2 separate regions of the Homo sapiens genome follow, and region 1 is linked to region 2. Evidence: chromatin contacts called from ENCODE Hi-C or POLR2A ChIA-PET data. All regions are on one chromosome and are shown on one strand. Each heading gives the region's core, a stretch centred on a gene start or an enhancer-like site at or near the end of the contact. The rest is flanking DNA. Distances are from core to core; before and after follow the strand shown.

Region 1 (2,700 bases), core at 10-2,509, 37 kb after region 2:
CAAACAAAAAAAAAAAACAGAAGTTTAAATTCTGGACAAAAACATGAAAATTGGGAGGTGGAAGAACATGAAAATTAGGAGGCAGTGATGTGAATTAACATGTTCTTAAGTGTTTCTTGTATTTTTCAGGAGAGTAAAGATACTAGCTTTAGACTTTGCTATGTTAAGCATTTCACAATTTCTAGGTAACCACCAAAAAAGAGAAATAGAGGGTATAACTTCCAAATTGGGAGCATGAGATGAGAAAAAAATGCAACGAGTAAAGAAAAGATGCAAGAAATGAGAAAGAAAAACCCTTAAAATCAAGACAAATAGACAGTTCAAAATAGCATGGTATAAATGATTGAAATTATCAGTAAAATATATCAGTAATCATAATAATTATAAGTGAACTACACTCACCAATGGAAGACAAAGATTTTTTTAATCCAGCTCTGCGCTGTTTATAAAACAGACCAAAAACTTAAGGACACCCAAAGAGTAAAAAGAAAATTTTAGAAAAAAATACACCAAAGTACTAACCAAAAGAAAGCCATTGTGACTCCAGAAATATCAAACAGGCCAGGCGTGGTCTCTCACGCCTATAATCCCATCACTTTGGGAGGCTGAGGCAAGCAGATCACTCAAGACCAGGAGTTTGAGACCAGCCTGGCCAACATGGCAAAACTCTGTCTCTACTAAAAATACAAAAAATTAGCTGGGCATGGTGGCACACACCTGTAATCCCAGATACTCAGATGGCTGAGACACAAGAATCGCTTAAACCCAGGAGGTATAGGTTACAGTGAGCTAAGATCATGCCACTGCAGTCCAGCCTAAGCCACAGAGTGAGACTTTGTCCCAAAACAAAACAAGACAAAACAAAAAAAGAAAGAAAGAAAGTAAAGAAAAGAAGTATCAAACAAAATAGACTTTAATGCAAAAATTATTACTAGAGATAGAGGCTTACTACAAATTAACAAAATGTTGGATTTATCAGACAGATTTAACAATTCTAAACATGTATGCTCTGAATAATATAGCCTCAAAATATCAAAGTAGAAACATCAACAAAACTACTAGGAAAATGGAGTGAGGAAGGATAAACTAACAACAGAGAGAACAAAAGGAAGTTTCCATGATGAGCTACCCAGATCCCCAATGAGTTATGAAAAGCCTTATTCCTCAAGCTCCTGGGAATGCTGCCAGAACATGGCCCTTAGCTGTCAACCCTGTTTGGAGAGTGACTCAGCTGAAGAAAACTGCCTTTTCCAAGCTTACTCTTCCTTCCAAAGGCAAGCCATATCAATGACTGACCAATAAGAGTTAGAGGAAAAAAGGTCCAGCTCTCTTGCCCAAGTTAGGACAACTCCAAAGGGTCAATCCTGTTCCAGAGCTTTGCATGTAGTTAGCTAAGGCCTATGTCGTACATGGATCACAACTTAACTTCTCCCTCTGCCCAATTCTTTTTCCTCACCCTTCCTTCAACACTCTAATAAATGTCCTCCATGTTCATCTCCATCTCAAAGACTGCTTGCCAAGAAGCCAGTCTGCAACAAATATCCAGGAGAGATGCACTGGTAAGAAATTAAAAATATGGGATTAAAGGCCAGGAGAAAAAAAAAAAAGGGACTACAGGCCAGGAGAGAAAATGGGACTACAATTAGATTTTGGTGTAATTTACATAGACATCATAATAAAAGCTCAGGAATAGAATGAGATGACTAAACTAAGGAATAAGTAAAGAAAGCCTCGAAGACGCCAACATCTAAGCATACAAGGAAGAGAAGAATAAATGACCGAGCAGGACTGAGGAGAGGTATCAAAAGGTGTGACGTGTAGTGTTACCGAGGTCAAAGAACAGAAAACTTTAAGAAATTTGTAAGTGAACAGAGTCAAATGCTGTACATAAGAAAATGGCTGTTGTGGACACTTGATGTATGCTGACAATATCCATTTCCTTTTTTTCCTAGTCCATTCTTCAGTCTTACTCTGGGAAGCTATCACCTCCTCTACTCTTAGTCCTCCTCTACTCTTGGTCCTCCTCTGCACTTGAGCCTCAGATGGATTTGATTCTCCCCCCATGGTTCCAAATGAGGTCCCACATTCAGGCTTGGCCAATTGGAACATTGCACTCCCCTGGCCTTCAGTTTCGATTTGTGAGAATCAGGCCCAGGGTTTTTGTTCAAACTATTAAATAAGTTGTTTTTAAAATTTTTAATTAGATGATCCCAGGGTTTGCTGGCAGCCATCATGCCACCAAGGAACCTCAAAATGAAGTCAACACAAACATGGATAAAGCCAAAAGTTAGAGAAAGTCTTGCCCTGCATGATGTCATCTGAACATGTGAACAAAGCAATGTGTGCAGCGACATCCTAGTCTTCTCCAGTACTGATCCACTGAATTCCTTTTTTTATTTATCCAATTTGAGTTGGGTTTCCTGTCACTAAAAAAAAGTCCTAACTGATAACATGAGGATAGATATTCCATACTCAATTTTGTATTCTACTTTTTAAAAAAACTTTTATTTTAGGTTCGGGGTACATGTGCAGGTTTGTGTTATAGGTAAACTTATGTCACAGAAATTTGTTGTACAGATTGTTTTGTCAGCCAGGTACTGTGTTTGACTTTTTTCACTGAACATGATCATGAAAGAATTTGTGGTGGTTAAAAGGAAACTAACTGCCTAGGTTGGAATCTAGTTCCTAGCTGTGTGACTT
Region 2 (2,700 bases), core at 158-2,657:
TTAATAACACTGACACACGTTGAAGAAAGGAACAAGGAAATCATTTGAACAGCTCCCCTCTCACCCTGCTCCAACCTTCCCACCACCAGGAACGGATGAAATGTGCTAAGGGACCAGTGAAGAAGCTGACGGTGTCCTCAGGATGAAATAGAGAGGGAAAGAAATGCTATTCATTCCACAAACATTCCAACCCCAGGAAGGCCCTCCTCCTGCATCTAGCCACGGTAATATCCCAATTATTCTCCAGAACAGCAACCAGGCTGGTTGGCCTCCTCTCCGACCTCATATTCTGTCAAACTAACACCCAGCTCTGTTCTAGTCATTCTACCAACCTGCCATTCTTTCCCCTTCTGTTCTGAGTTTTCAAATTCTTCCTTGCGGCCCAGAACAAATGACTCATAGATGGGGAGTGTGTCACCGCCAACTGCCCCTCTCTATTTAAAAACAGAGCTCAAGTTCTACCTTTTCAACAACACCTTCCCCAATTCAGTGATGTCAGCAAATGCTTACCAGGCAGTATTATGTGTGCTGTGTCCTGTGTGGAGCCTGAATGTACTAGAATAGAGAGGAGATCAAAAGATAAAAATAACATGGCCTCTGGCGTCAAGGTATTTCCAGTCCAGCAGAACGATTTTCTTTTTTAAAATAATAAAACAAAGTAAAGCTCTAGGCTGATAAAGACACAGGCTAATGTTACAGTACAAGCTGAGGCAAAAAGTAATGTGTACTTTCTCTGAAACTGCATTTTATTTGTACTCCTGTGATTTTATGATTCTCCTACAGTAATCTATATCCACAGCTGATTTGGAAACTTCCGGAGGGCAGGAACTGTATTTTACCTGTCTCTAGTGAAGCTTCAGGAATAAGCCTTAGAGAGGAAGAAAGCTACAGCAGAGAGCCCAGGGAGAGAGGCCAGAGGTCATCCTACCATGATCCTACCACGGAACCAGTTTTTCTAAAGGCAGTTCCCCTCATCCTTATCACAAAAAAGCAGCAAATCATAACGAAGCCGCAAATTAACCAGAACCTTTCTTCTTCAAGGAATGAATCATTTACACACCAAAGGATATGAAGTGGAGTTTTGTCCAATGACATATTCAATTGCCTTGGTCTCCTAGAACTCTAATTTGATGTTGAGATTAAATACATCTTCCAAGATCCTTGAGTGGCAATTGAGAAATACAATTTAAGAAAAATGAATAAAAGTATCTACCTCTAAACCCCACCTTTTCTAGCCCATTAAGGTGATGGTGATTTCAGGTCAAGAGCAAGGCCGTCGAGGTGAAGCTAAAAAGACGTGGCTGGGCTGCAGGGCCGCAGGGCTGTGGTGTCTAGCCAGCTGTTACAGTAGGTGGTTCACGGACAGCTGTGAGTCACACTGACTGAAGTGGCAGCTCTTGACCAGTACTGTAGGCGCTAAGATCCGGTATTTGCTCTTAGACCGTGGGAGCAAAGACTAACAAGGAAAATACAACAGAACAGCTGGGAAATAAATTCCCTTCTGGCCTGCACAAAAAGGGCCCCTGCCAAGTCATTTTCCATCCTGGAGCCAGGGGAGGTCTAGGAAGGATATGTGCTTTTCTGTCCTTCAAATCCTTTGGCCTTCCCTCCAGTCTCACTTATCACTTCCCACCCCCTCCCCCAACCCCTGCTAAAAATGATACTAGGCTTTGACTCTGTTTCGTAACACAAAGCTTGACAAAAATATATGAGTGGACAAGCAACTTTTAAAACGTCATTTTAGCATATTTTTCTTTTTTCTTTTTTGAGACGGAGTCTTGCTCTATCGCCCAGGCTAGAGTGCAATGGCACGATCTCGGCTCACTGCAACCTCCGCCTTCCCTCGTGCAGAGGGAAGGGGTTCCGAGTGGATCTCCCAGTTCGTGGTGAGATGCAGTTGGTTTTATAGATGAACTTGAGAAGGTGGTGTCTGATTTACACAGGGCACAAAGGATTGGTGGGACCAGGTGAGCCATTCACATAGCATGCAAAGAAGCTGGCCACCCCACCCTAATCTCTCTTTTTTTTTTTTTTTTTTGAGACAGAGTCTTGCTCTGTCACCCAGGCTGGAATTCAGTGGCATGATCTTGGCTCACTGCAACCTCTGCCTCCCAGGTTCAAGTGATTCTTCTGCCTCAGCCTCCCGAGTTGCTGGGATTACAGGCATGCACCACCATGCCCAGCTAATTCTGTATTTTTAGTAGAGACAGAGTTTCACCATTTTGGCCAGGCTGGTCTCGAACTCCTGAACTCAGGTAATCCACCCGCTTCAGCCTCCCAAACTACTGAGATTATAGGTATGAGCCACCACGCCCAGCCCCTAGTCTCTTATCATGCAGGTGGGGTCTCTATCTGGCCAGCACCATGTAGCCTGCTTCTTTACTACACACGTGGCAACAAAGGAAAGGGGAGAGAGCCTCTGTGTTGAACATACCTGGCTTCCAGGAAGCCCTTTTCTATTGGCACAGCTGCTGGCATTTACCTATGCAAGCTTCCAGCTTGCTTGTCTATGTTTGCAGCTTGATTTTTCAGGCTGCTTTGTATTAGAAAAGAAATTATTTGTGGGCTGCTTTTTATTAAAAGGACTGAGGACTCTCTTACCCTCACTATCTGCCTAAGTAATTTCTTTTTAACACCTGTATCAATCTCTCTATCTCCTTATCCAGATTCAGGAAAGGTGAACTCACAGGAAAAGGAGAC

What was found. Hi-C counts contacts between places; a loop is a spot of excess contacts on that map. ChIA-PET counts read pairs that join two places held with the same protein, here RNA polymerase II (POLR2A). Pooled maps may share reads with other maps.
Region 1: a loop to region 2 is called in a map of PC-9, with 2.3 times the contacts of the local background. The contact joins two enhancer-like sites. A Hi-C loop is called at or near these places in 15 of 168 maps with a recorded cell type or tissue (CD8-positive, alpha-beta T cell, Caco-2, HCT116 and 12 more) and 5 of 50 pooled maps. POLR2A ChIA-PET finds 5 or more read pairs at or near these places in 12 of 52 experiments (A549, AG04449, AG04450 and 9 more).

Annotation. Positions count from the first base shown.
Region 1 is chr1:8,039,295-8,041,994 of GRCh38, reverse strand. The region is part of intron 2 of ERRFI1-DT (ERRFI1 divergent transcript); the gene reads right to left. Among named protein-coding and RNA genes, the nearest start is that of ERRFI1-DT, 14 kb to the right of the region's middle. RefSeq lists a silencer at 1,092-1,386. Within about 2 kb of position 1,259, at least 16 of the 41 ENCODE cell types and tissues checked have a DNase peak (open chromatin) inside an H3K27ac peak, as active enhancers do; they include HCT116, PC-3, PC-9 and 4 more, where a contact is called at or near this core.
Region 2 is chr1:8,076,083-8,078,782 of GRCh38, reverse strand. All of the region lies in intron 2 of ERRFI1-DT (ERRFI1 divergent transcript), which reads right to left. Among named protein-coding and RNA genes, the nearest start is that of ERRFI1-DT, 51 kb to the right of the region's middle. Within about 2 kb of position 1,407, at least 28 of the 41 ENCODE cell types and tissues checked have a DNase peak (open chromatin) inside an H3K27ac peak, as active enhancers do; they include HCT116, PC-3, PC-9 and 4 more, where a contact is called at or near this core.